Linked DNA regions of Homo sapiens: region 1 is linked to region 2. A link is an interaction called in ENCODE POLR2A ChIA-PET data of the cell type or tissue named here. Cell type or tissue: PC-3. All regions are shown on one strand. Each heading gives the region's core, and the rest is flanking DNA. Links, peaks and the distances in the headings are about the cores only. Region 1 holds the start of TMEM52B (transmembrane protein 52B). Region 2 overlaps KLRD1 (killer cell lectin like receptor D1).

Region 1 (15,934 bases), core at 7,190-15,189, 150 kb after region 2:
GTGAGGCGGAGGCAGGTGGATCACAAGGTCAGGAGTTTGAGACCAGCCTGGCCAAGATGGTGAAACCTCGTGTCTACTAAAAATACAAAAATTAGCCAGGCATGGTGCAGGTGCCTGTAATCTCAGCTACTCTGGAGTCTAAGGGAGAGAACTACTTGAACCCGGAAGGCGGAGGTTGCAGTGAGCCTGAGATTGCACCACTGCACTCCAGTCTGGGCGACAGAACAAGACTCCATCTCAAAAAAAAAAAAAAAAAAAAACCGTCATGGAAAGAATAGAACCACAGAAGAAAAGGGAAAGTGTCTTATAATCATTGAGAAAATGTTAAGGCTAAAATTTAGTGTATCAAGCCTTGAAGAATAAAGAACTGAAAGTACATGTCATTAATTTCTTTAAAAATATAAAATAGTATAGATAATAGAAAAAGTAGATTTCACAAAATCCAAGACGTTTTGAAAAAGGCATCCGTTTGGAGTTCAAAATAGTTTTTAGCAAAGTAACTATTTATAAACTGGCTAATTCTTCCTATTCAATATTTCCAATAGCCTCCAATATTTCACTTCTTTCTTTATCATGAGCCAGACAGACCCTTGAGAACACAGCTTCAGTGACAGCCCAGGTCACTGCACCATCAGGCTTCTGGGAATGGAAATTATTGTGAGTCCTGGAATCTTTAATATTACTCGATCAGTGGTTCTACACCTTTGCACCCTTTTCATTATTCCCTTAAATTGGGTCCTCCTCCCAGGTTAAAAGTTCAGTGTACTCACATGTGATAGTGCTCTGGAGAGTGCTGTCGTGATCGAAAGCAATGACGGTCACTTCACAGGGTGGTGGGCCCCCATCTTCCCCATTTTGCTGGCGGCTCAGACAGCAGCAGCGGAAGCACAGGGACGTCAGGCCACACAGGAGAAGCAGCGCGCCAATTACCACTAGCAACCTGCAAAAGCCCACGGGGCGAGTGGGAGCTCTGGGATCTGGCTTTTTTCCCAGCTCTGCTGTAACCAGTCTTTAATGTCTGTGTTTTGATTCTTGTCTAAACATTTTATAGAATAATTATAAATATTTTAATTTATAATTTTAATTTCAAGGCTTTTGCTTTATAGATACACCTCCTTATTTTGTCAGCTGCAGTAAGTCAATTCATTAGAACAAATAGTAAGACATTTAAGGTAGTTTGGGGGGCTGCTTCTTTTTTCTTTTCTGAGACAGAGTCTTGCTCTGTTGCCCAGGCTGGAGTGAAGTGGCACGATCTCAGCCTCCTGAGTAGCCAGTACTATAGGCACATGCCACCACACTCGACTAATTTTTTTTTTTTTAGACAGAGTTTTGCTCTTGTTGCCCAGGCTGAAGTGCAGTGGCACAATTTCAGCTCACCGCAACCTCTGCCTCCTGGGTTCAATCGATTCTCCTGCCTCAACCACCTGAGTAGCTGGGATTACAGGCATGTGCCACCACGCCCAGCTAATTTTGTATTTTTAGTAGAGACGGAGTTTCTCCAGGTTGGTCAGGCTGGTCTTGAACTCCTGACCTCAGATAATCCACTGTCTCGGCCTCCCAAAGTGCTAGGATTACAGGTGTGAGCCACCGCGCCCAACTTTTTTTGTATTTTTAATAGAGATGGGGGTTTCTTTATTTTGCTCAGGCTGGTCTCGAACTCCTGGCCTCAAAGTGATCTGCCTGCCTCAGCCTCCCAAAGTGTTGGGATTACAGGTGTGAGCCACCACGCCCGGCCAGGCTCTGCTTTTTAATTCACTAAAGTAATCTTCGTTGAGATATTTCTAGAACAGACTCCGAGGGAAGGACACAGTAATGGTTTGATGTTTGCGGAGGAGATGGTATTGAAAAAGGAAATCCTGACATATTGTCACATAGGTAGTGATGAAGTAATGAAATCTTACTCCATGAGATGCTAAGTAAGTAGGCAGGTTGTCATTTTTAATGGCCTTGAGGAATACAGTGTCTTTCTGGGTATTATAAGTGAAACTTACCATATATACCAGAGATGTACCCAGTCTGTGGTCAGGCAACTATAAAGAAAGAATAAAGTTTTCTACATTAAAAATATAGTCAATCCCTGTTATAACTCCAGACTCAGAAATATGAGTTACAATATGATGTGATACCTTGTTATAAATAAAGCACCATGGGTTATGTTTTTAAAATTCACTGTAGCTAGTTGAATCTTTTGCCAAATGATATGCTTTAAATAGTACTTTATACTATAGATGGCATTGTCTGAGTCATTTTGTAAATCATTATAAAACAAACTAGTGATCATTAGAAGTGTCCATAGAAAACATGTCTGTGCCTATTGCAAACATTTATGATAAAAATGACCAAGAAAGGGCCAGGTGCGGTGCCTCATGCCTGTAATCCCAGCACTTTGGGAGGCTAAGGCTGGCAGATCACGAGGTCAGGAGTTGGAGACCAGCCTGGCCAACATAGTGAAACCCCATCTCTACTAAAAATACAAAAATTAGCCGGCCGTGGTGACGCCATCTCAAAAAGAAAAAAAAAATACTAAGAAAGAACTTGGAATGCAAGTTTACAAAGAGTAACTTTGAAAATGGATGTGAAACTTAAGGCTTGTGTATATTTGAGGTCAATAAAATGTAAACATAAAGAAAATTTCAGTTATGAGTATGAAAGTCATACAATCACATTTGTAATTTATCTTTTGCAAGCTGTTGCAACACTCCCACTGAGAATGTAGGAAAAAAAAAACTTAGTTTCTTCCTGCTATACTCTCCCAACCCTCTGACACCAGATGTGGGTGGGTGAGGATTTCCGCACACACCAGGCAAGCAATCTTCCAGCAACAGACAACAGCTGAGCGTCCTCTAATTCAATTCAATGCCAACACCACCTGCTTGGAGATAGGATCCGATCCCATAGGGTGAGGACTCAGTCCCCTAGACGGCTCCCCAGAATTCTGATGCCAATCACAATTTGTTTTGCCTGTGCTTCTGACCTACTGGTTATAAATTGGGGGTTCCCTGACTCCCTCTTGAGGTTGCGTTAATTTGTTAGAGCAGCTCACAGAACTCCGGGAAACACTTACTTACATCTACAGTTTATTACAAAGAATATTACCGAGGATGCGGATGAAGAGATGCGTAGAGCAAAGCATGTGGGAAGGGGCACGGAGCTTGCAGGTCTTCCGAGTGCACCACCCTTCAGAAACCACTGCCTGTTCAGCTTTACAGAAACTCTTCAAATCCATCCTTTGGGATTTTCATGAAAGCCTCATTATGTAGGCGTGATTGATTAAATCATTGGCCATTGATGATCAACTTAAACTTCAGCCCCTCTACTTTCCTTGGATGTTGAGGGGTGAGGCTTTAAGCATTCTGCATTGGTCCTTCCAATGACCAGCCCCATCCTAAATCTACCTAGGGGCTGCCAGCCACCAATCAACTCATTAGCATGCAAAATGATGCTACTTACTTTGGGGATTTTAGAAGTTGTATGCTAGGAGATAGGGACAAAACCAAATATATATTCTCACAATATCACACCCACCGTAAAGAGTACCCTAATTTTTCACATCCAGGATCAAAACTAATTTGCATATCCACTGAGACCAAACAGGAAGAGGGAAAAAAGTAGAAGCCAACTTTACCATGATGAAAGCTAAATAATGTTCTGAGTTCACTATGGCAATTGTAAATTTTCTCTGTAAGAATGAAAAAAAAATAGGGATTGTATGGGAGAAGGAGAAGATAAGTTCAGGAATTGGAGAATGAGGGGAGGCAAAATATTTGTGTATCTTTGAAGAGTAGTAAATTTTGTTATTTAATAATTCTTTCTGATACAGGAATCTACTGAAATCTAGTGAATCTATTTTTATTCTCTGGTCACACATTTATAGAAAATATAGTTTTGTTTTGTTTTTCACTGAACAATGACTCCTCTTGGTTTTCCCACATTTCTTACTTGTTGAAAACTCTTCTAGTTCTAATTAGACTCTGGTTTATAGGAAAGGACTCTTCCTATGGTGGAAGATGTGTAAAACCTCAGAAAGCAGGTGTCAAGTAGTCAACACCCAATTTGCATGTGACAGGTAATCAAGGCTATCACCCTTTCCCTGGGTTTAACAGACCTGGCTATTGGGAAACCCTTCCCATGGCTAAATATGTATTTTTCTTCATCCTAAACACGTTTTTATTCAAAGTGCCACTACTTTTTAAAATTTGTATTTTACAGTTCCTTTAAGTGGAATGATTCTTTTGCATTTTTATCTTCATGTCCTCTGTGTCTACATAAGACTTAAGTGTGACAGGTTTGGATTAGTTGATAACTACATCAAAGTGATAGCTAAATGAAGTCTGCCCAATAAATGTTAACATGCCCTAAAAACTAGAAAATACTTTCCCAATTTAAAGTAATAATGTTACTTTGGAAATCACCCAAATATATATGCCAGTGACTAGATACTAAACCGTCTGTCCTGGTGAGTCACTGAGGAGCAGGGCTAAGGAAGTCTTTTGCAAGTCTCTATGACTGTATAAGTTGAGATTAATCGTGCTGCTTTGATGGGAAGATTGGCTTTGGGTAAAAACATGCTGTCAGCAGTGTTATTTTGAGTGCTTAAGATGACAAAAACACGTCTTTATTTTGTGATAAGTCATCTATGAGATCTATTACTTAAGTAAAAATAAATAAAAAGAAGTCATAGATGTCTAATGACATCTTGACTCTCTTTTGGGGTAGTGATGTTTTGGTCTGTTGCTCCTTCCTCCCAGCTTGAACTCTATACTTACTGTTCAGGATTACCACAGTTTTCCTCACATCTCGTCCCAGAAAGCTGTAGAAAGAGAAATTGTCTTATACAGGGAAATTGTTTTGGCCACTGTGTTCAGCTGCTTACCAATCATCTCTCATGGTTGTGCTGTGTTAGATCAAGCAGTAAGAAGGTCACGGTCATAGGGGCAGTCTATTTAGGACTGCCATTTTCATCTCTCCCATACTTGCTGGCTTTTGTACTTGAGGTAAGGGAACCTTGAAGAACAAATATCTCATCTGTTGTGTTGATGGTGGGTGAGCATCACCCTTTGTGAATGAGAGGTAGCCATTTACATTAATTTGTTTGTAGTAGAAAATTCCTGATCTCTCTGTCCCTTGGGATATTGCCATTGTCCTCCTAATTCCTGCCCAGTTGAATTCTACACCACTGCTCTTTTTTTATCCTGTTAGTGTGACAATGACTATACAAAGGAAGAAGGGGAAAAGCGAGGGGGCCAGTGGGACAGAGAGTCTTATTTATCGAATAGCTACTAGATGCCACTCAGACTGCTAACAAGTTTTTTTTTTTTGTTTTTTTTTTTTTTTTTTTTGAGTCTTGCTCTGTCACCCAGGCTGGAGTGCAGTGGCGTGATCTTGGCTCACTGCAACCTCTACCTCCCGGGTTCAAGCAATTCTCCTGCCTCAGCCTCCCGAGTAGCTGGGACTACAGGCACGTGCCACCACGCCTGGTTAATTTTTGTATTTTTAGTAGACACAGGGTTTCACCATGTTGGCCAGGCTAGTCTCGAACACCTGACCTCAAGTGACCCACCCACCTCCGCCTCCCAAAGTGCTGTTGGGATTACAGGTGTGAGCCACCGCGCCCGGCCATGAACTCTTAATATTTCATAACATTTAATCACAATAACCCTCTTGGTGGGTATATTTAACCTTATCTTGAAAGGTTAAGGGACTAAGGCACAGGGTTTTAAGTAATGTGACCAGGCCAGGCGTGGTGGCTCACGCCTGTAATCCCAGCACTTTGGGAGGCCAAGGTGGGCAGATCATGAGGTCAGGAGTTCGAGACCAGCCTGGCCAACATGGTGAAATCCCGTCTCTACGAAAAATACAAAAATTAGCCCGGCGTGGTGATGTGCGCCTGTAATCCCAGCTACTCTGGAGGTTGAGGCAGGAGAATTGCTTAAACCCGGGCAGTGGAGGTTGCAGTGAGCCGAGATCATGCCACTGCACTCCAGCCTAGGCGAGCAAGACTCCATCTTGGAAAAAAAAAAAAGTGACCAAATGTACACACCTATTGATGCAGACAGAATTCAAATCAAACTCTATCATAGATATGTGTTGGATGAATTAATAGCACTGGGGACAAGTTTGCTCTAACAATTCCTTGACATTGCTATGAAGTCCCTTCTACTCCCTTTACAGAAAACAAAAAAACAAACAAAACTGTCCACTCTTTCTTCTACCTGATTTTTTAGTTGACTTCCTCTTTCAAAAACCCATTCAAGGCTGGGTGCAGTGGCTCACACCTGCAATCCCACCACTTTGGGAGGCCGAGGTGGGTGGATCACTTGAGGTCAGGAGTTCGAGATCAGCCTGACCAACATGGTGAAACCCCATCTCTACTAAAAAAATACAAAATTAGCCAGGCGTGGTGGTGCATGCCTGCAATCCCTGCTACTTGGGAGGCTGAGGCAAGAGAATCGCTTGAACCCAGGAGGCGGAGGTTGCAGTCAGCCAAGATCGTGCCACTGCACTCCAGCCTGGGTAACAAGGGCAAAACTCCGTTTAAAAACAACAACAACAACAACAACAAACCATTTAAGTAAACTCAATTCTAGAAGTTGCTTCTGTCTTCTAATAACCTGAGTGATCTGATATTTCAGGAAAGCAACCACAAAGGCCCTAGAAAAGAAACAGATTTGTAACTATTGGGAGTTTATGGCGGGTAGTGAAGGGGTAAGGAGACACACATTCTCAAGACCTATCAGTTGGAAAGGATCTGTAAAAGGATTAATGGCCAGCCTTTGCAGGTAACATTTGAGAAACCCGTGTTTGTGTTTTCATTGGAAAGAAATGGCCACTAACGATGAAAAAGCGTGTGTTTCCTCTACGCAACCATGGTACTTTCTTTCACTTTCTTCACTAAAGGTAAGAGAAGCCTAAAGTGCTCAGCAGAGAAAATGCTACTTTTCAGGCTTGTTGCAAAGAGAAAAGAAAGGAAAAATGAAGGGAAGACAAGGCAAAGGGAGTGAAGAGGAAGCAAAAAGAAAATATAAGAAAAAATGGATTTTCAGATACCACTTTAACTGTTCTATTAGCAAAAAAAAAAAAAAAACAAACCATACAGCCCACTCTGTACGGGGGCCATACGGGAATCTGAGACTATCCAGTTTTCTTCATTTGCTCTCCTTCTTGCTAGATGGCATAGCTCTATAAACTTCCCTGTGACAATTGTTTAGAATCCCTCAGTCCAGTGACCCTTTTCTCCACTAATGGATTACTCAGAGACTTCTGATTCATTGTGGGGCCCAAAATATTTTAAAAGAGCCCTGCCTCTCTTATTTCTAGACTAGAGGCACCTAAACTGCTAGAACAGGATTAGAAATTCCTGGATGGGAAATTCCGTTTAGGGGAATTACACACCTAGTTTTCATAATTTGTTTGGAATTTTGAGGGATGGGTGATAAGATGCTAAAAGAGATAAAATACTTCAGCGGCACTTCTAAAGTGCCACGGCAATCCTGCTCGTTTCCATGCTCACTCTAATTTCTGTCCCCCTTTTCATTGTCATTGCCATCAGTCACACATGCATCTATGCAATCTCGTAATACTAAGGAAACTTTGTAGTTTATTCATTTCCCTATGACCCCCTGGGTTCTGTATATGTCTCCCCACCCCGCAGTTCATTTCCTTTCAGACTCTTCTGAGAGTTGATTAATCTGGGGAAAAATACTCTTTCTGCCTTTTCACCACTGAACTCACCAGGATGAAATACAGCAGGGCTGAGGCCGCCACGACATGAACTCGGACTCCCATCGGGCTGAATTCCTGCTTCTTCAGAATCTTGCACTGGGCATCCGTTGCCTCCTTTCAATGCTCTGTGCCATATTTTACTTCTTGACCTAGAATTCTTAAGAAGAGAAACTTTTCTCAGGAATTTATCAGCTTTTCTCTCTCTCGTTCTCTCTGTCTCCTCCTACTCGCTCTGGCTGTTATTTTCTATGGCTTTTCCCTCTTCTTTCCTGTTTTTCTTCTTTATTCTTATTACTATTTCTATGGCCTCCACATTTACTTCCTTTTGCCTTCTTTCTTTCCGTTACACTATTAATTCTTTCTACATCTTGAAGTTTCTTTCTCCTACTGCTCCCAAAAAGGAGACATTCAAAGAGGACATATGTGTCCTCTGAATGAAGTATTTTTCTAGACAGCGATGAAAAACTTGGCTTTGAGGATGGTCAAAGGCAGATTGCTGGTGACCAAATATATTCCTTTCTTCATCAGAAAACTGGTAATATTCTTGATCCTTCACCAGAGTACTCCAGCGTGACTGTTGCAGGGTGAAAGTCACCCTGCTAATCTCCTTTCTTCTCTCTCCGTGTGACTAACAACCCCTTCTTGCTCTTTGAAACCCTCCCCTTCACTATGTTGATAATCAACTCTCCTGGTTCTGGGTCATTTATATCCCTAAGCATTGGGGTAAGACTGAGAGGTTGCCAAGTGAACAGGAAAGCCATCTCATCTTTGGAGAAAACAGACTTGAAGATGAGAAATCAAGTCGGAAGATTAGAATTTTCAGGTGTTATCAGTGACATCTTCCTCCTCCCTGACTTCACTTCCCATTGAAATAGATAACTGAGAAAGACATTTTTTTAAAACCAAATTTTAAAAAAGCAAATGTATAGGTTTCTTTCTTTCTTGCCTTTTCTTTGTTCCTTCTTTCTCTCTCTTTCTCTCTCTCTCTCTCTCTTTGGTTAAGGAGTGATGTGATTGAGAAATAAGTCTTGTCACTCAGGAAAATAAAACCTAAGGTTAGAGTAAAAACAAGCACACATGCAAAAGCATAGAATACTTTTTTTTTTTTTTTTTTTGAGACGGAGTCTTGCTCTGTCACCCAGGCTGGAGTGCAGTGGCGCAATCTCGGCTCACTGCAAACTCTGCCTCCTGGGTTCATGCCATTCTCCTGCCTCAGCCTCCCGAGTAGCTGGGAATACTGGCGCCCACCACCACGCCCGGCTAAGTTTTTTTGTATTTTTAGTAGAGACGAGACGGGGTTTCACCATGTTAACCAGAATGGTCTCGATCTCCTGACCTCATGATCCGCCCGACTCGGCCTCCCAAAGTGCTGGGATTACAGGCGTGAGCCACCGTGCCTGGCCTAGAATACTTACAATGAAACAAAGCTATAGACACAAATGTGGCCGGGTGCCATGGCTCATGCCTGTAATCCCAGCACTTTGGGAGGCCAAGGCGGGCTGATAACTTCGGCCAGGAGTTTGAGACCAGCCTGGAGAACATGATGAAACCCTTTCTCTACGAAACATACAAAAATTAGCTGTGTGTCATGGCAGGCACCTGTAATCCCAACTACTTGGGAGGCTGAAGCAGGAGGGCCACTTGAACCCGGAAGGCAGAAGTTGCAGTGAGCCGAGATCACACCACTGCACTCCAGCCTGGGTGATAGAGCGAGAATCTGCCTCAAAAAAGCAAAATATTAAAAGAAACAAAAGAATGCTGTATGAATGATTTATACTTAAGTAGGTGATCTTTTACTTAATACCAAATGTTTAATAAAAAAATTATTATTATTATTATTATTATTATTATTATTATTATTATTATTATTTGAGACAGAGTCTCTCTGTCACCAGGCTGGAGGGCAGTGGTGCAATCTCGGCTCACTGCAACCTCTGCCTCCTGGGTTCAAGCAATTCTCCTGCCTCAGCCTCCTGAGTAGCTGGGATTATAGACACCTGCCACGACACCCAGCTAACTTTTCTATTTTCAGTAGAGACAAGGTTTTACCATATTGGCCAGGCTGGGATAAGAAAAGTAGAAGTTAGTTTACAGTGATATATCTATCTCATAAGAATTGAATAAAACCTCCTTTCAGGACCTTTCTAGCTCAGTAAATCTAATTATGCTGAGTGATTGTGGAAGGGAGACTCTTGGGTGAGCTGATCATACTCTAAGGGTCCTCACACATAGCTTGATGATGGGATATGAGAATGCAGGATATAAACTGGTTTTGTTCTCAGCTAAGGAAAACAAATAATGAGAAAATGGCCTGGTACCATACTGGTGATTTAAAATCTGTCAGTTTCAAGACGAAATGAGCACTGACAGTCTTTTATTTTTTATTTTTTTAAATTAGGCAACTGGGGTTAGGATGAAGGGTGATTTCCAGATTTCAGTAGAAGACTTGGCAAGGTGGAAGGTATTTTATAGGACAAGGAGAGCAGGGCTTTAGGTGGCCTTCCACTAAATTATTATGTAATTCCTCCAGTCCTTAACGTTCCCATTCATACAACAGGAGCAGAATACCCACTTGACCTGCTTTAGATGTTATTTCCTAGAGAAAATAAAATAAGAGACAGGAAAGCATTTTGAATAGGATATTTCTATCATGAGTGCCCTGTACGTAGGGAACCCATCATGAAACTTTCCCTTCTCTTTTTCTTGACAGAAAGACAGTAGAGCACCAAGACCTAAAGCCTAGCCAGGATACCTGGGTTTAAATACTTGGTTTTGTCACTTATGAGCTGTGTGATCTTGGAGCAGGTTATTAGACCTCTATTGGCTCATTTTCATTTTATATAAAATGGGGGTAATAGTAGTAATATTTACTTGATAGCCTTATACAGATTAAATAAGTTAATGTGTGTAAAATGAATATAACAGTCCTGATATTTTTTGTGTTTGCTAAGATTATTTTGATTTTCACTAAAGTTTACCAGTGACCTTTACTTTCAAGATTCTGGATAATTACTGTCCTTTATGCTTCTCTTGTATATTTTTATACCATTCCCTCTCCAGACCACATTTTAGTCTCCTGATATTCTAATTCTTGAATATTTTTCCTTGCTAGCCTGGCCACCTTTTCTCCCAACCACGCCAGCCTTCACCTGCCTAAACAGGTTTGCTGGTTAACATGACTCCCCGCTCGCATTGCACTTTTCTAACACGTAATTGCCATCATCTTTTTGCCCTCCAGCTTCCAAACAGGTTTGAACAAAATAGGTTCTGTTAATGACCTCCTTGTGACTTTCCTTTCTTAGAATTATTACTACCCTTTTTTTTTTTCTCACCAGATTAGTCCCTGGAAAGATAAAAGTTTGTTTTTATCCTAATGAATGAGATTATGCCTTGGGGCAGCTTTAACTCTGAATCCTGTCCCTAACCAAGCCTCCATATAGGGAATGATGAAAGAAGAAAGATAATTCAGACAAGAAGACTGAACGAAGTACACTTTGGACAGGTACAGAAGGGCAGGTAGCTGGGATAGAGGGAAATGGTCTCATTACAATCCTATACAATCTTGTGCAGTTCCATTAAGCTTGTGAATCATTAGCTTATGTCCAGGTAGTTAAGGACTTGGAGTGGAACCAGTAGAGGGTGCATGTACATAGAGTTTTACACCTATGCTTCAGGGAATTGTTATACAACTGGTGTAACAAGTGTAGCCAAACAAATTGCTTACTTCTGGTTCCACTGATCATTCTCCTTTTGACCTTGCCTAAGTCAGGTGGCCAACTATGGATTTCTTTCCTCTCTGTGCCTCAATAAAATAGAGGCCAGGACTCTGAGGCATCAACCTCAAACTATAAGTCAGTGGGTAGGGCCACAGCCCTGATTTCAAAAATAAATAATATAGCAGAAGAAGTTTCATCTTTGCAACCCTTGGGAGATCCCTTGGGAAGTGTTTCTGTCTGATAAGCCAAGATCACAGCATAGGGATTGAGTGACAGCTTCAAAGGCACTGAAATCAGTAAAAAGATTAGAGTTAAAAAAGTTAAACAAGACAGAAGGATTCAGTTTATCATAGAATGTTTTAGGTTGATATGCTGTGTAACACATCACCACAAATTATGTGAGCAGCAAGGTAAAACAATGTACTTTTATTATTTCAAAGTATCTGTGAGTCAGAAGTGTGGGCACAACTTAGTTGGGTCCTCTGCTTGATGTCTCACAAGGCTGCAGTCAAGGTGGCTGCTGGGTTGCACTCTCATCATGCATTCTCAGGTGAGCCTGGGAAGATTCACTTGCAAGCTCCCTCAGGCAGAATTTATTTCTCTATGGCTGCAGGATCCATTTAAGCTTGCTTTTAAAAATCTAGACAGGGAGATAAAGATGGAAATAGGAGAGGGAGAGTGACTTTAGCATAATAGTCACTATACCTTACATAAGCACACGTAGATGATCACATACATTCCAGCACCTCTGCTACACTCCAAGTCATAGGTCTCACTCACACTCAAGGGGAAGGATTACACAAGATCATGAACACCAGGAGGCAGGAATAATGAGAGCCCTCTAAAATTTTTCAAATCTGTCCAGTTATCTGCCACACAAGGACTGTAGAAACTATCCCACTGATCTTTAAAAACAGGATAAACCCAAACGTCCATCAATGGATAAATAAAATGTAGAATGTGGTTTATACATACAATGGAATATTATACAGACTTTAAAAGGAACAAAATTCTGACACATGCTACCACATTGATAATTGTTGAAGACATAATGCTAAATAAAATAATTTAGATACAAAAGGACAAATATTATATGATTCCACCAGTATGAGGTGCCTAAAATAAACCAATTTATAGAAACAAAAAAATGGAACGGTGGTTTCCAAGAAAGGAGAAAGGAATTGGGATTTGTATTAGGTCTGTGCAGAGAAAGAGGATCAATACGCTGTGTACATACATAGAAATAGGTTTATTATAAGGAATTGGCTTGTATGATTATAGAGCCTGGTAATTTAAAATCTGGAGTGTGGGCTGCCAGACTCGGCCAGCGAGTGGAGAACTGGGAGAGTTGATGGCTGAGTTCCAGTCCATAGACAGCTGGGGGATTCTTTCTTATTTGGGGGAAGGTTAGAAGCTTTTTGTTCTTTAGGCCTTCAACTTTTGGATGAGGCCCACCTACATTATGCAGCGAAATCTACTTTCCTCTTCTGATTAATATGTTAATCTCATTTAAAAGCATCCTGTCTGGGAACCCCATGACCCAGTCAAGAAGACACAGAAGGCCAGCACGGTGGCTCACGCTTGTAATCCCAGCACTGTGGGAGGCTGAGGCAGGCGGATCACTTGAGGACAGGAGTTCAAGACCAGCCTGGCCAACATGGTGAAACCCTGTCTCTACTGAAAATACAAAACAATTAGCCGGGAGGGGTGGCGGGCACCTGTAATCCCAGCTACTCAGGAGGCTGAGGCAGGAGAATTGCTTGAACCCAGGAGGCGGAGGTTGCAGTGAGCCGAGATCATGCCATTGCAATCCACCCTGGGTAACAAGGGTGAAACTCCATCTCAAAAACAAACAAACAAACAAACAAACAAAACACATGAAATTCACCATCACAGGAGTTATTGCTTGGTGGGTATAGAGTTTCAGTTGGGGAAGATGAAAAGTTCTGGAGATGGATGGTGGTGATGGCTGCACAACAATGTAAATGTACTTAATGCCACTGAACAGTACACCTAAAAATGGTTGAAATGGTAAACACTTTATGTTCTATAATATTCATGGCATCCAAAATAACTGAGTCACTGTAGAAATGATAATGTGCCCTTTTCAGTGTGATATCGTTTCAGTATTTTTTAATTCTTTTTTTTTTTTTTTTTTAAAGGGAGTCTCGCTCTGTTGCCCAGGCTGGAGTACAGTGGCACAATCTCAGCTCACTGAAAATGAAAAGCATTTTCATTTTCCACCTCCCAAATAGCTGGGATTATAGGCTTGCAACCAGGCCCAGCTAACTTTTGTATTTTTAGTGGTGACAGGGTTTCAACAGGTTGGCCAGGCTGGTCTCGAACTCCTGACCTCAGTGATCCACCCCCCCCCTCAGCTTCCCAAAGTGCTGAGATTACAGGCATGAGCCACTGCACCTGGCCAACTTTTTCAATTTGTTCTCAAATACTCTGCACATAATAAAAGGAATATAGGAAACAGGGAGGAGGAGGGAAATGGAATCCTAATTAGGCTGTCAATATTGGTAATTTTTCCTAATAGTTTCCTATATGTTTTATTTATGTATTTATTTTTCCATTCTTCCTTTGTGTATTCTTTTCTTTGCACTTTTTTTTCCTGGAGTAATTTAAAGTAAATGCCAGATATCATATCATTTTGCTTATAAATACTTCCTTCAGAAGACATCTCTAATAGATATATATCTGGTTAGGAGGTTGTCAAGGGAAAATAGAAAAGTATTCTATCAGTAAATACATATAGACATACTTATGGGTCTCTCATGTAAGCGTCTTTGTGACATGAGTCAATCATGGATTTTACTGAAATACATTATTTGATGGGTAATTCAACTGTGCTGAATATTAGTACTATACTAATAATTATTATTTATTGGCTTCTTATTATGCTCCAAGTACAAAGCTTGTCATTTTTAACCAGCGTGTCATTTGAATTCCTATAGCAACGTGACATTTTTCACAAACCTAGTGTAAAAAAGCTTATTATTTTTACCCAGCATGTCATTTGAATTCCTATAACAATGTTATCAGGTAGACATTATCCCTAATTTCCAGACATGTCATTTGAATTCCTATAACAATGTTATCAGGTAGACATTATCCCTAATTTCCAGACAAAGACATAGATTCAAAGTATTAAGATTTCCCAAGATTGTAGACTAAAGGAAAGTACTGAAACTAGCTCTTTCTGCATTCAAAGTGCTCTCTGCTGCTACGTTACACTGGCACTGCATGAACTAGTAGCCCCAGATAAATTCTAAAATCACCCAGGACACACCATCGCTGGAAATGGGAGCCATATGTGATTCACCCCAAAATTCTTAGATCCATTGCCAGATAAAACAGTGAAAATCAAAAGAGAATATATCTGATTCGTAAAAGACACCATATAGAAACAGTCTGCTAATGAAATTAGCAAACAAACATTGGAATCAAATATTTTGGCCCATAATTCTGGCACATTTTTTACAAATGTAGTGTGACTTACTCTCTTTGAATTTCAGTTTCTGTCTCTGAAGAGTGGGTACAATATCTCTCCTCTGATGCTCATGAAAAATAGTTTTCCCTTTCATAAATTACTTAGCGAAATATCCTGAAACACCTTCAGAATCACCACTTTCTCCACCTGCAATACACATAACTCAAGAATTTGCGTCAGCGAACTTCCCAATATGAAGCAAAGCCTCTCCTTCCTCCTACCAATGATTGAGTCATTCTTCTATTAGATAACAGTAGCTATTTAAATACTTCTGCAGAAGCTCACATATTTTTAGTTTGTTGAAGTTCGTGACTGCTTCACTCTCTCATTCTTAGCTTGAATTTGGAAATGACTTTTGATGACCTAAAGATCCAGACTGTGAAGGACCAGCCTGATGAGAAGTCAAATGGAAAAAAAGCTAAAGGTACTAGGGATGGGAAAATGTGTACAGGGAAAGAATCCCAGTGTTAGCCCCAAAATGTAAATTCACCGAAGAATGGGATTAGAAAGCTAAACACCCAAGTATGGGAAAATAGAATTAATACCATTTACTTAAAAGAAAAACAAGAAGGCTATAATGATGATGATGATGACAACTTATTTATAACAATTTATACTGAGTATTTACTACAGGTTATTCTATATGTTATTCACTTTCAGAGTATTATTTCTCAGAATCTTCGCAATAACATTTTGAGATTGGTACTATTACTATCTCCCTTTTACAGAGAGCTAACTGGGCATCAGGAGGACTAACAACATCATCCAGTTTCACGGAGCTAATAAGTGGTAGAGCTAGGACTGTACCACAAACTCCCATTTATCCAGAATTCTATACATCGGAGGGCTCGGGAACCAAATTTATCTGGTGTATATAACGATAATTTCTGTAAGAGTCCTTCAGGCACTACAAAAACCTGAAGTACCTCATGAATTATGCAGGCAAAGTAAATGATATTCAGTATAGTTTAGCATAAGTTACATTTTGTTGTGTACTACT
Region 2 (14,643 bases), core at 6,359-14,358:
CCTGTATAGACGCTCCTTTTTATTAGGCCCCAGTCTCATTCCAGACACTAGACCAACTTAGACTGTGCCCCAAAAAACTTGTCATCCCTACTATCTTCTGTCTAGTCATACTCCTATTCACCGTTCTCAACTACTCATACATGCCCTGCTCTTGTTTACACTGCTGGTTTGCACTGTTTCTCCAAGCCATCACAGCTGATATCTCCTGGTGCTATCCCCAAACTGCCACTCTTAACTCTTGAAGTAAATAAATAATCTTTGCTGGCAGGACTATTCTGAATCTCCTTAGGCACTCTCTAATCGGATATCCTGAGTCGTCCCAATTCTTAGATCTTTTATACCTGTTTTTCTCCTTCTGTTATTCCATTTAGTTTCTCAATTCATCCAAAACCGTATTTAGGCCATCACCAATCATTCTATACGACAAATGTTTCTTCTAACATCCCCACAATATCACCCCTTACCACAAGACCTCCCTTCAGCTTAATCTCTCCCACTCTAGGTTCCCACGCCACCCCTAATCCCACTTGAAGCAGCCCTGAGAAACATCGCCCATTCTCTCTCCATACCAACCCCCAAAAATTTTCACTGCCCCAACACTTCAACACTATTTTGTTTTATTTTTCTATTAATATAAGAAGGCAGGAATGTCAGGCCTCTGAGCCCAAGCCAAGCCATCGCATCCCCTGTGACTTGCACATGTACGCCTAGATGGCCTGAAGTAACTGAAGAATCACAAAAGAAGTGAATATGCCCTGCCCCACCTTAACTGATGACATTCCACCACAAAAGAAGTGTAAATGGCTGGTCCTTGCCTTAACTGATGACATTACCTTGTGAAAGTCCTTTTCCTGGCTCATCCTGGCTCAAAAAGCACCCCCACTGAACACCTTGCAACCCCCCCACTCCTGCCCGCCAGAGAACAAACCCCCTTTGACTGTAATTTTCCTTTACCTACCCAAATCCTATAAAACGGCCCCACCCTTATCTCCCTTTGCTGACTCTCTTTTCAGACTCAGCCCGCCTGCACCCAGGTGAAATAAACGGCCATGTTGCTCACACAAAGCCTGTTTGGTGGTCTCTTCACACGGACGCGTGTGAAATTTGGTGCCAAAACCCGGGTACATCTTCCTGAATCAGGCTTCTGAGAACTGTTCCACTTTGCAGTCCTGTTGGATCTATATCTTGAGAAATAAATTAAAGAGCTTTTCCCTCCACAGTGACTCTTCGTATATTTGTAAACAAGTTTGGTTTTATTTGTTTTAATCATTTTGATTGAAATGTAGAACTAGAAACAAAATGATGGTGTCAAAAATAGTTTATTAGTTGTTAAGTTTTTAGGGAGTCAAAAGTTATATATGGATTGTCAACTGCAGAGGAGGTCAGTGGTCCTAATGCCCACATTGTTCAAGGTTGACTGTATGTGTGTAGACGTATATTTTTTTCTAGTTAAGGAGATAGCCATACAGTTTTACTTTTCTCATGAGCTTTATTTGTTCAATTTTTGTGAATGTTTCAGGTGCATTTGGAAAAAAATATATTTTATATTATCAGTGCATAGTGATCAATATGTATTCAAAATATCTGCTATACTATCTTATTTAGATCTTCCGGAAAATAACTTATTTTTGCCCACACTTTCTGCCTTATATTGAGAGTGGTATATTAAAATCACCCTGTATTAATATGTTATGGTCTTTTTTTTTCTTGCATCTCTTGTAATTTGTATTTTATATAAATAATCAGTGTATTAATTACTACATAAATTCTTAACTATGTACTCTTCATTGCAGTATGTAGATTTTAATATTATACAACATCTTTCTTTGCCTCATTTAGTTCTGTTTTTATGTCTACTTCTTTGGCATCAGAATTGCAACCCCTTTCTTATTGCTAACATTCATCTTGTAAATCTTTGTTCATTATTTTACTGTGGTATACTATTACCTCTCACAGTTCAACTCCTGTTTCATACCAACCTTATTATTTTTTTGGCATTTGTGGTCTTGTTTTTATGATTGCGTTAGAATGTCTAATTCAATTTGCAGTGTTTATTACACTTTTCATCTGCTTAGTGGTTGTTTCCTTTTTTGAGTGAGTGATTTTTCAAAAGAAAAATATTTTTATTTACATTATCTGAAGTTTTAAAGAGGTTTCACATAAATATGGTCTGTTTTTTCCTATTCCTGTTTCGTGGACAAGGAACCTAGTTAGAGAGCTCCCTCTTCTGTCAGTTCTGTCCTATTCAGCATAGTGTCCTCTATGGGTGGTGGTGATGATGGGATTGGGAAGGGCAAATGATAGTCATGTCTTTTTTCTCTTTCCTTTCTGCAGGATTCTTAAGTCCCTCACATTACTTATTTGCTTTGATAGTCACATTTCTAAGGAGTGTCACTCCTTTATTTTCTGCTTCTCTCCAAGAAACCATTGTTTTCCTTTCCAAGTTTTCCACTTCTGGTCTTCAGTTTCAAGCCTTTTCCCAGTACTATGAACTACCAAGTCCAAAATTGTGTTAAGTATTCTGGCATTGATTGTTGAAGTTTTATCTTTCAGGGTTTATTGTATCTGTGATTCATTTATGTCCTCTAGTCTTCTCTTCTGAGTATGTTAAAGACTAATCTCCCTATCCTGCACCGCAGGTATTCAGTGGTAGGCAGGAGCGAGTGTTCTTTTGCAATATTTTTTCTCTATTTATAGGTAATTTGAAGGTTGTGGTACTCTATGTGTCCTAGAGATGTTGAAAGGATAAGGTATTATGTGGTTTTATTTGCTTTTCTTATTAATTTTATGAGTTTGGGGGAGAGATAGGAGATATCTGGGATTAGACAACCATCTCTGCAACGTGAGAAACTGAGGATTTAGCTACTGTTATTTGTTAAAGTGCCCTTTCTCTTAAATCCTTACTCTGAAATCTATTTCATACTTCAAACCTGTCAAAGGTTGTATGGAAGACTTATTATAAGCTCTCAATAAATAAAAATTCTAAAATGTTAACCTCAGGTGACTGTGTTCTTAATGTACAGGCTTACTTTCTTGTAGCCTGTCTGTGTAATTTATTTAGTATTTTAACAAACAGCTGTCACCTATGTTGGCTGAAAAAATGCAAGTCTAACCATTTTAATGTTGGAGCAATTAAAACCATGTATGAAAAAAATATTACATTGGATTTTACAACATATGTGCATCATAGCTAGAAACACTTCTAAGAATATATTTAAGAAAACCTCAGTTGGCGAGTAGAAAATATCAGAAAGCCTACTTAGTACTATATGGGATTGTGTTATCATAGCTCATACAGGATGTTTGGTGGCGTTGTGTACAGTGGTATTTGTTCTCTCCATCATGAGGTAACTCCAGCCACAATTTTTTCCATTTACGCATGGTAATGTTTTGTCCATTTAAGATGCAATTAAATTTCATTGTATTGTATTCCAGTTTAGAAATACAGCAAATGTTTTTATATATACATTAAATTTAAAATATATACATATACATACACATAAATTATAAATATGTATCTTATTTTTATATATTTAAATTATAAAATAAATGGTGGAGTAAAATTAGCAAGATGACAGAGTGGGAAGCCCTGGTCTCTTTTCTCTCTACAAATGCACCAATTCAACTAAAAATTCATAGACAAATTTTCTTTGTGGGAAATTAAGAAACTAGTTGAGATGCTCCAATGCTGTTGGTGAAACTACTCATGTTGAAGCCTTAGGGAAATCTAAGGTACACTCCTTCCCTAATTCCTGCCCCCAGCACAGTGCCAAAAAACCAGGGAGAAACTCCCCTGCTCCCAGCTTTGCTCTTGGTTAATAAATGATGGATGGCATGTCCAATTCCCCAATTTTTCCAGGGGCTACTCCTAAGACTGGCTTCTCTCTAGCCTGTCTCAGTGTACTGATAGAACCAAGCATAGCCTGGCTGCGTGGGACCAGCAAGAACATAGATGGTGGGGTGAGCTGGCAGTTTCAACCACTCCTTGGATCAAGATGGAGTGAGTGGACCAAAACCTTTAACTCTCAGCTTCTCCTTGGGGGAAAAAGTTGAACTAAACAACTGATAATCCATATTTTCTGGAGATTGCCTGAGGAGCTAGCTTTATTCCTGTTTATCTCAGAGCACTGACAGGACCTGGGATATTCTAGATGCCTGGAATCTACCAAGAAAAAAAGAAAGCCAGTTGGACTAGCATGAAGGTTGAAGAAGACTGCAAAAATCCTTCGCCAAATAATAACTAAAAGACAACAAAAAATGCCTTTACTGATATTATAAAAAATAGACTTTAAGTCAAAAATTGTCACAAGAAAAAAAGAAGGATATTACATAATGATAAAGGCGTCAATTCACATTGGAGGATACAATAATTTTAAATATATATGCACCCAACATCAGAGTATCTAAAGGTATAAAGCAAACATTGACTGAACTTAAGGGAGAAATAGATAGCAATACAATAACAGTAGGAGATTTCAGTGCTCACTTTTAATAATGGATAGAACAACCAAACATAAAGGCAACAAAGACCCAGATGACCTGATCAACACTGCAAGTCAAGTCACCTACAGACATGTGCAGAACATTCCATCCAACAGCAGCAGAGTATACATTCTTCTCAAGTGCACATGGATCATTCTGCAGGATAGATCATATGTTAGGTCATAAAAGAAGTCTTAAGAAAATTAAGAAAATTGAAGTCATATCAAGTATCTTTTACAGCATCAAGGGAATGAAACTAGAAATCAGTTGCAAAAGGAAAACTAATAAATATGTGATAATTTAACAATACATTTTTGAACAACCAATCTGCAAAGAATAAATCAAAAGGGAAATTTAAAAACACATTAGAATAAATGAAAACAAAAATAAAGTCTAACAAAACTTATGGGATGTAGTAAAAGTAGGGCTAAAAGAAAAGTTTATAGTGATGAATATCTGCATTAAGAAAAAAGAAAGGTCTCAAACAATGCACTTTATACCTTGATATGGTTTGGCTGTGTCCCCACCCAAATCTCATCTTGAATTGTAGCTCCCATAATTCCCCCATGTTGGTGGAGGGACCCAGTGGGAGATAATTGAATCATGGGGGTGGTTTCCCCCATACTGTTCTCATGGTAGTGAATCAGTCTTATGAAATCAGATGGTTTTATAAGGGGAAACCCCCTTTGGCTTGGCTTTCATTCTCTCTTGTCTGCCGCCATGTGAGACATGTGTTTTACCTTCTGCCATGATAGTGAGGCCTCCCCAGCCACGTGGAACTGTGAGTCCATTAAACCTCTTTTTCTTTACAAATTACCCAGTCTCTCAGTTAAGTCTTTATCAACAGTGTGAAAATGGACTAATACATATCCCAAGCAACTAGAAATGTAGAAAAGAACAAACAAAGTTCAAATTTAGAAGAATAAAGAAAATAATAAAGATTAGTTCAGAAATAAAATAGTGAATGGAAAGGATATATAAAAAGTAAACAAAACTAAGAGTTAGTTTTTGGAAAATATAAATAACTTGACAAACCTTTAGCTAGACTAAGAAAAAGAAGAGAGGCCTTAAATAAATGAAATCAGAAATAAGACATTGCAACTGATGCCACAGAAATATAAAAGATGGTAAGAGACAACTAAGAACAATTATAGGCCAACAAATTGGATAACCTAGAAGAAATGAAAAAATTCACAAAGACAAGGACCTACCAAGACTGAATTATGAAGAAATAGAAAATATGAGCGTATCTATAACTAGAATGAAGATTGAATCAGTAATCAAGAAACTTACAACAAAAAAATTCCCAGGACAAGATGGCTCTTCTGGTGAAGCCACCAAATATTTAAGGAGAAATTAATGGCCATCTTTCCCAAGCTATTATATAAAAATTTAAAAAGAATAAATACTTTCAAACTAATTTTATGTGGCCAGCATTACCATTACACCAAAGCTTGTCAAAGATACCACAAGAAAACTATAAGCCAATATGTCTAGTAAACGTAGATGCAAAAATCCTCAACAAAGTAGTAGCAAAATTAATTCAACAGTACACTAAAAGGAGTATATGCCATAAGCAAGTGGCATTTATCCCTGGGGTGCAAGGATAGCCTAACATACAAAATCAATTAATGTAATATACCACATTAATAGAATGAAGGATAAATGTCACCTGTGCATCTCAATAGATTCAGAAAAAAAGTTTTCACAAAATTTAATACCCATTTTATGATGATAACTCCTGCCAACCTAGAATTTGAGAAAAATATTTCAACATTTTGAAGGCCCTATATGTAAAGTGCATAGCTAATATCATGCTATGGAAAAAGCTGAACTTTTCCTCTGACATCAGAAACATGGCAAGGATGTTTGCACTTGCCATTTCTATTTAACCCTTGTCCTACTTAAAGCTCTTAGGCAAGGAAAAGAAATTAACAACATACAGATTGTAAAAGAAGAAGTACAATGGTCCCTGTTTGCCTATGGCATGCTCTAAAGAATCCACAAAAAAGCCTCCTAAAACCAAGTAAAGTTGCAGGGTACAAAATCAACATGCAAAAATCCTCCTATATTCATTTATTAAAAGACTTCATATAGTTAAAATATTTGTATTTCACAATGTGATCTGCAGATTTAGTGCAATACCTATCAAGACCTCAATGGCATTTTAGAATTAGGAAAACAATGATACTAAAATATACATGGAACCACAAAAAGCCCTGAATAGCCAAACAAATCTTGAGCAAGAAACAGAAGGCCAGAGGCCTCAAACTTCCTGATATCAAAATATATTACAAAGCTACAATAATTGAAACAATATGGCACTGGCATAAAGATGAACATATAGACCAATTAAACAGATTGGAGAACTTGGGAATAAACTTTGCAAATATGGTTAAACGGTCTTTGGGTGGCAGGACTATTTAAGGGGAAATGACAGTTTCTTCAACAAACAGTGACGGGAAAAATGAACATCCATATTGCAAAGAAATTGCTTATCTTACACCATATGCAAAAATAAATTTCAAATGGATTAAAAGCCTAAATGTAAGTACTGAAAATGTAAAGCCCTTCAAAGAAAACATAGAGGAAAACCTTTTGACATTGGTTTTGGCAATGATATCATCAATCTGACACCAAAAGCACAGGCAACAAAAGCAAGAATAGACAAGTAGGACTATAGCAAACAAACAGCTTGTTCGCATCAAAGGTGTGAAAGGAAAATATCTTGGGCCCCCAAAATCACTCAACAAAAGGGAAAATTCAAGCTGGGAACTGCTTAGGGCAAAACTGCCTCCCATTCTATTCAAAGTCATCTCTTTGCTCACTGAGATAAATACGTATCTGATTGCCTCCTTTGGAAAGGCTAATCAGAAACAAAAAGATGCAACCATTTGTCCCTTACCTGTGACCTGGGAGCCCCCCATTCTATTCAAAGTCATCTCTTTGCTCACTGAGATAAATGCATATCTGATTGCCTCCTTTGGAAAGGCTAATCAGAAACAAAAAGGTGCAACCATTTGTCTCTTACCTGTGACCTGGAAGCCCCCTCCTTGCTTCCAGTTGTTTCACTTCTGCTTTGAATTGTCCCACCTTTCTAGACCAAACCACTGTTCATTTTACATATGTTGATTGATGTCTCATGTCTCCCTAAAATGTATAAAACCAAACTGTGCCCTGACCACCTTGGGCACATGTCAGCAGGACCTCCTGAGGTGAGGCTGTGTTATGGGCATATGTTCTCAACCTTTGCAAAATAAACTTTCTAAATTAACTGAGACCTGTCTCAAATTTTCAGGGTTCACAAAGGAAATAACCAATGGAATGAAAGGATGATCTACAGAATGGGAGAAAATAATTGCAAATCATATATCAGAAAAGGAGTCAATATCCAAAACATATAAAGAACTCCTACAACTCAATATTAAAAAAAACACAAGTAACCCAATTAAAAAATGTATCAAAGACTTGAATGGTCATTTCTTCATAAAAAACATACAAAGGGTCAATGGGCATATGAAATGATGCTCAATATCACTAATCATCAGGGAAATGCAAATTATAACCACCAAATATCATCTCTCACTTATAAGGATGGCTATTATCAAACAAATGAAAGACAAGTGTTGAGAAGTACGTGGGGTAATTAGACCCCTTGAACACTTTGGTGGGAATGAAAAATTGTGCTGCTTCTGTGGAAAACAGGATGGTGATTTCTCAAAAAATTAAAAATAGAACTACCATATGATCCACCAATCCCCTTTCTGGGTAATTATGCAAAAGAATTGAAATAAGAATCTCAAAGAAATATTAGTATACTACTGTCCATTGCTATACTAGTCACAGTAGCCAATGTGTACATACACATACAATAGAATATTATCCAGCCTTAAAAATGAAATCCTGCAATATGTAACAATGTGGATGAAACTTGAGGACATTATGCTAAATGAAATAAACAAGTCACAGGATAAATACTATATGATTCCACTTACGTGAAATATCTAAAGTGGTCAAGCTTATAAAATCAGAGAATAGAATGGTGGTTGCCAGGAATGGAGAGAGGAAAAAATGGGACGTCGTTAATCAAAGGGCATAAAGCCTCAATTATGCAAGATGAATAAATTATAGAGATCTACTATACAACATTGTACCTATTGTTAATAATACTGTACTGTAGACTTGAAAATTTGTTAAGAGGATAGATCTTATGTTGTATTTACCTCAATAAAATAAAATTTTAAAAAATTAGCAAAGCATCTGCAAAGATACGTAAAAAAGATAACATGAACAACTGAGGTTTATAACTGGGAAATAAAAACTATCTGATTTCAATCGAGGCAGAATAAAACATTTAATAAAAGCATATGTCATATGTACTCCTTATAAAAATTCTCATCAGACTAGGAATAGGAGGGAACTTTCTCAACCTAGTAAAGGTCATTTATGAAAATCCTACAGCTAAAATTAAGTATAAAGGTAAAAAAAGTGAATATTCATGCTCTAAGATCAATAGCAAAACAAGGGTGTTTACTCACCACTTGTATTCAACTTTGTGTTGAATATTCTGGCCACTGTGACAAGGTGATAAAAAGAATTAAAGGCACACAGTTTTCAAAAGAAAGAGGTAAAAACTGTCTTTATTCATCTATGCAGATAACCCAATGAAATCTACAGAAATGCTGCTAGGATAAGTGAATTTAGGCAGGTTAAACAATAAAAGATACACTTAGAATCAACTGTGTAAATGAATATATATATATATATATATATATACACACACACACATATACATATATACTTACAATTTTAAAATAAAACATTTGAAATTAGAAAATAAAATGTATAATAGCTTTAAAAACAATAGACTACTTTGGGGAAATCTCATAAAAACATAAAAGGCCTGAATATTAAAAACTACAAAACATTACTGAGTATAACTTAAGTATATTGAGACAATGGACTAGGTAAAGAAAATGTGGTACATATACACCATGGAATACTATGCAGACATAAAAAAGAAAAAAATCATGTCCTTTGCAGGAACATGGATAGAACTAGAGGCCATTATCCTAAGCAAATCAATGGAAGAACAGAAAACCAAAAACCACATATTCTCCCTTATAAGTGGGAGCTAACCATGGAGTACACAGGCACACAAAAAAAGGAAACAATAGACACTGGGGCCTACTTGGGGGGGAGAGGGAGAAGGATGAGGATAGAAAAACTGCCTGTCAGGTACTATGCTGATTACCAGGATGACAAAATTATCTGTACACCAAACCACTGCAACATGCAATGTACTCATATAAGAAGCCTACATATATACCCTGAACCTAAAACGAAAGCCAGAAGGAAAAAATTAAGCATATTGAGGTACAAGAAACATACTTTACTCAAGGATCAGAAGACTCTCAGAAGTAAAAAGGAATCGGCTGGATGTGGTGGCTCACGCCTGTAATTCCAGCACTTTGGGAGGTCAAGGCAGGTGGAGCAGTTGAGGTCAGGAGTTCAAGACAAGACTGGTCAACATGGTGAAACCCCGTCTCTACTAAAAATACAAAAATTAGCTGGGCGTGGTGGTGGGCATCTGTAATCTCGGCTACTGGGGAGGCTGAGGCATGAGAATAACTTGAACCCAGGTGGTGAAGGTTGCAGTGAGCTGAGATCACACCACTGCACTCTAATCTGGGTGACAGAGCAATACTCAGTCTCAAAAAAAAAAAAAAAGGAAAGAAATAAGAAATAAAAGGGAATTAACTATTGATACATGTATCAACATAGATGAGTATAAAAACTATTATGATGCTGAATGAAAAATCTAGAACACAGATGTACATATTATATGATTCTATCTATATAAAACATAGAAAGGCAAATCTATAGTAACAGAATATTCATCTGTGAGGGGAGGAGCAAGAGGAAGTATTTTATACATAGGGGAAAGGATACTTTTGAGGTTAGTAGGTGTTTTATATATTGCTGAGGTGATGGTTTCACAGATGCATAGATATGGAAATACATCAAATGTCATACTTTAAGCATATAAAGTATGCTTAAAGTATCTCAATTATACTGCAACAGCGCTGTTAAAAATAAATAATGGCTAAAAGCTTAAACAAGCACTACATAGAAGGGGATATAAAAATGAAAAAAAAAGATGAGGGATAAGCATCATTATTCATTTGGAAGATGGAAATTAAATGTACAATTGTATGCAAATGCATAGTATCCAGAAGGTCCTTAGACTAAAATAATTCATAATACTATGTATTGTCAAGAATACAGAGTAACACTCACATAAACTGCCAGTGAAATTATAAATAAGCTTTATGAATAAATTATCACTAGTTTTTAAAGCGTGAACTAAAGGGCCTAAATATATGACAGCTTATGACTTAGAAATTCAACTCCTAGGCGTACACTCAAAAGATATGAAGCCACATGTCCCACAAGAGCTATATTAAAATGTTTATAGCAATTTTACTCATAATAGTGAAAAGTGGAAATGACTCAAATGTTGAACAATATTAGAATAAATAAGCAAATTGTGATACATTCTTATGAATTCTACATGACAATAAAAGTGAGGAGCTACTGCTGCACGAATATATGGATGTATCTCACAGACGTAATGCTTAGCAACAGAAGCCACAAAGATCATACATGCTAAGCTTCCATTTATATGAAATTAAAGAACAGGCTAAATAAACCTATATTTTCAGAAATCAGAGTAGCAGTTTTCTTGGAACAGGGGAGACAGTATCAATTAGCAAACAGCAAGAGAGTCTTGGTGGTGGTAGGTAGTCTCTATTGCAATCTGGTAGTAATCGTGTAAGTGTAGACATAGCTTAAATGTTTACGAGTAAATTTAAGATAGGTATTCTTTATTGTGTTTTTGCTCAATTAAAATATATGAAGAGGTAAACTGTAATCAATGAAGTATTTAGTGTAAATGAGAAAATTAGTGAAGAAAAATTTCATGACGGCAGTTTGTGGAGCAGGTCTAGTAAGGTGCCAGTCCAAACAACAGCAGGTGGGTAAGAGCTCTTGGGAGGATATTTCCAATGAGAATAAAGTGACACTCATGGGTTATACAACATAATTGAGAACTAAAAAAACCAAAAAACAAAAAATTTTAATCTGGCAGAAGAGTTGTTTTTTATTGTATAAGGGTTATAACAATAGAACCTCAAAGAAGGAAATATAATCCTAGCTTACTATTGGGCTCTAAAATGTCCTCTATTTGGCCAGACACAATGGCTCATGCCTGTAATCCCAGCACTTCAGGAGGCCGAGGCAGGTGGATCACTTGAGGCCAGGAGTTGGAGACCAGCCTGGCCAACATGGCAAAACCTCATGTCTACTGAAAATACAAAAATTAGCCAGGCATGGTGGTGGGTGCCTGTAATCCCAGCTACTGGGGAGGCTGAGGCATGAGAATCGCTTGAACCAGCGAGGCAGAGGTTGCAGTGAGCCAAGACTGTGCCACTGCACTCCAGCCTGGGTGACAGAGTGAGACTCCATCTCAATAAATAAATAAATGTTCTCTATTCATGAGGTCATGATGATGAAGCATATTGTATCAGCTAACTACTATAAAGAACAAATTATCCTCAAACTCGTAAGCTTAAAACAACAAAATATTTCACTTCACAGTTTCTGAGGTCAGAAATCAAGAGCAACTGTGCTAGGTGGTTCTAGCTCAGGATCCCTCATGAGGTTGCAGTAAAAATGTAGGTTGGGTTGTATTTTCTAAGGCTTGACACTGGCTGAAGAGTTGAACCAAGGAGGCTCGTGCACAAGGCTGTCTACAAGATGGCTGCAGTTCCTTGCTAGCTGTTTATAGGAGGCCTCAGTTCTTTGCCACATGGAACGCTTAAAAGAGTTGCTCACGACAAGGTAGCTGGCTTCCACCAAATCAGATGATATGAGAAAGGGCAACGCCAAAGACATACTGTCTTTTATAATCTAGCCTCAAAAGTGATATGCGATAACTTCTGCCTTATTCTCTTGGTCACAGTGATCAACCCTTATACAATGTAATTGATTATATCAAAAGGGTTAAATTCCAAGAAACAGGGATCATTGGGAGCATATAGGAAGCTGTTTACAAGAGTCTAATCTTTGGCCCCAAATGATTTATGTCCCTCCCACATACAAAATCCACACCAACTGCCAAATCTCATTCCGTTACAATGTCAGTTCAAAGTCCGAAATTTGTCACATCCAGGTATGAGTGAGACTCATCAGGTGAAGTTCCTTAAGTTTAGCTTCTTGAGTATCATTTTTCTCCATGTGAAGGCTTGTGAAATTAACAATACTAGAGATTTCCTTCCCTTATACACTCAACATTCGAAAGAACAAACTATAGACATCCTTGTTCAAAAGAGGGAGGGGCATGAGAATTACAAAGGAGTCACTGATGCATAATAATTTAAAATCTAGCATAGCAAATGTCGGGACTCATTTGATTAGGACTCAGTCCTATTTCTGCTTATAAAATCACTCTTCATAACTCTTGGATCCACCTTACAGGCTCTTAGTTCTGTCCTTTGAATTATTCTTACTTTTGAATAAAAGGTAGCAATTCATTGTCAATTTTCTACTGACATAGTCATCTCAAAAGTGTTTTGAGGTTTTCTATGAACTCTATTTGTAAAAACCGCACACATAAATCTCTTCAATCTTCTCTCTACCTGGAGCTTCTGCTGAGATACCTGAGGGACAATACCCTGGGGCTTCCTAGAAGCCCTATTATTTGACCTTTATAGATCTTCATCTGACTGAATTGAGGCACTACTTGTGTTCTTTCTATGATATTTACAGGAAATTTCAGTCACACCCACACCTTCTTGTTTAGAATCATGCTTTCCTGAGAGCACTCTAGATTGGATCTTTGCTCAGAATCTATTTCTCAATTTTAGCATTTTTGACATGCTAACATTTGAGAGTCCAGGAATCTCAAAACTATCAAGTTCTGTCTTCTTTTGCTCAACAGCCCTTCCATTAGCTTATGTGTGTTCTATAGCATTGTAATATAAGTAGTAGGAAGAAATCAGACAAGATATTCAACACTCTAGTTGGAAATAAGTTTAGAGCATTCTCTTAAATCATTAAGTACATTTTCTACTTTCCACAATGCTACAGACAAAAGTGTTGCTAAACTTTCTGGTACTAAATAGAAAGATTTTTACTTTCTCCAGTTTCTAATATGTTTTCACTTCCCTACTATAAGCCCATACTAGAAGGTTTCAGTCTTTCCTGTCCTTTTGGCCTCCATCCACTGCCTGTTTTCAAGCACTCCAAAATTTTAGTGGTTTTTTTTTTTCTTTATAATAGTAACTTCATTCTTGGTACCAAAATATGTATTGATTATTGCTATGTGACACGTTAATATTTAGTGACTTAAAAGAATAAAAGTTATGTCTGGGCGCAGTGGCTCACGCCTGTAATCCCAGCACTTTGGGAGGGTGAGGTAGGCAGATCACCTGAGGTCAGGAGTTCAAGACCAGCCTGACCAACATGGTGAAACCCCGTCTGTACTAAAAATACAAAAAAATTAGCCAGGAGTGGTGGTGCACACCTGTAATCCCAGCTGCTCAGGAGGCTGAGGCAGGAGAATTGCTTGAATCCAGGAGGCAGAAGTTGCAGTGAGCCGACATGGCCCCACTGCACTCCAGCCCAGGTGACAGAGTGAGACTCTGTCAAAAAAAAAAAAAAAAAAAAGAATAAACACTTTACTATTTCACACAGCTTCTGAGAGTGAGGAATCCTCGAACAGCATAGCACGATGGACCTAGCTCAGGGTCTCTCATGAGGTTGCCGTCAAGGTGTTGGCTGGGGGCTGTAATCATCTGAAGGCTTGACTAAGACTGGAGCCTATACAAGCAAAGAAGGCTCATAGCATGGCTATTGGAAATAGACTTCAGTTCCTTGCTGGCTGTGTGTAAGAGTCTTCAGTTCCTTGCCGCATGGTCCTTTCAACAGGGCTGCTCATGACATTATAACTGGTTTTCCCCAGATCAAGTAATCTGGGAGAGAGGAAAAAGGAAGTCATACTATCTTTGATGACCTATTCTCAGAAATGAAATATCATCATTTCCACTTTATTTCATTGGTCACACAGAGCAACCTTGATACAATGTGGAAAGAAATTCC

The links. ChIA-PET counts read pairs that join two places held together with the same protein. Peaks named below come from ENCODE experiments on the same cell type or tissue, not always from the same donor. Only the 100,000 strongest peaks of a DNase experiment are listed, where the experiment ranks them.
Region 1: POLR2A ChIA-PET joins it to region 2 with 10 read pairs; 2 of 35 experiments call an interaction of 5 or more read pairs at or near these places.

The regions. Positions count from the first base shown.
Region 1 is chr12:10,171,426-10,187,359 of GRCh38, reverse strand. It overlaps TMEM52B (transmembrane protein 52B), which reads right to left and starts at 8,328. Exons shown (of 5, transcript NM_001384896.1): 1 at 7,732-8,328; 2 at 4,767-4,810; 3 at 1,992-2,030; 4 at 771-940. The coding sequence starts at 7,785. It overlaps OLR1 (oxidized low density lipoprotein receptor 1), which reads left to right and starts at 15,228. Exons shown (of 6, transcript NM_002543.4): 1 at 15,228-15,358. The coding sequence starts at 15,283. RefSeq lists an enhancer at 6,771-7,970. In PC-3, for the core only: no CTCF peak of the experiment used is centred there; a DNase peak (open chromatin) is centred at 7,269.
Region 2 is chr12:10,319,434-10,334,076 of GRCh38, reverse strand. KLRD1 (killer cell lectin like receptor D1) reads right to left here. Exons shown (of 6, transcript NM_002262.5): 6 at 4,469-14,643. LINC02617 (long intergenic non-protein coding RNA 2617) reads left to right here. Exons shown (of 3, transcript NR_159946.1): 3 at 1,014-1,217. Among named protein-coding and RNA genes, the nearest start is that of LINC02617, 12 kb to the left of the region's middle. In PC-3, for the core only: no CTCF peak of the experiment used is centred there; no DNase peak of the experiment used is centred there.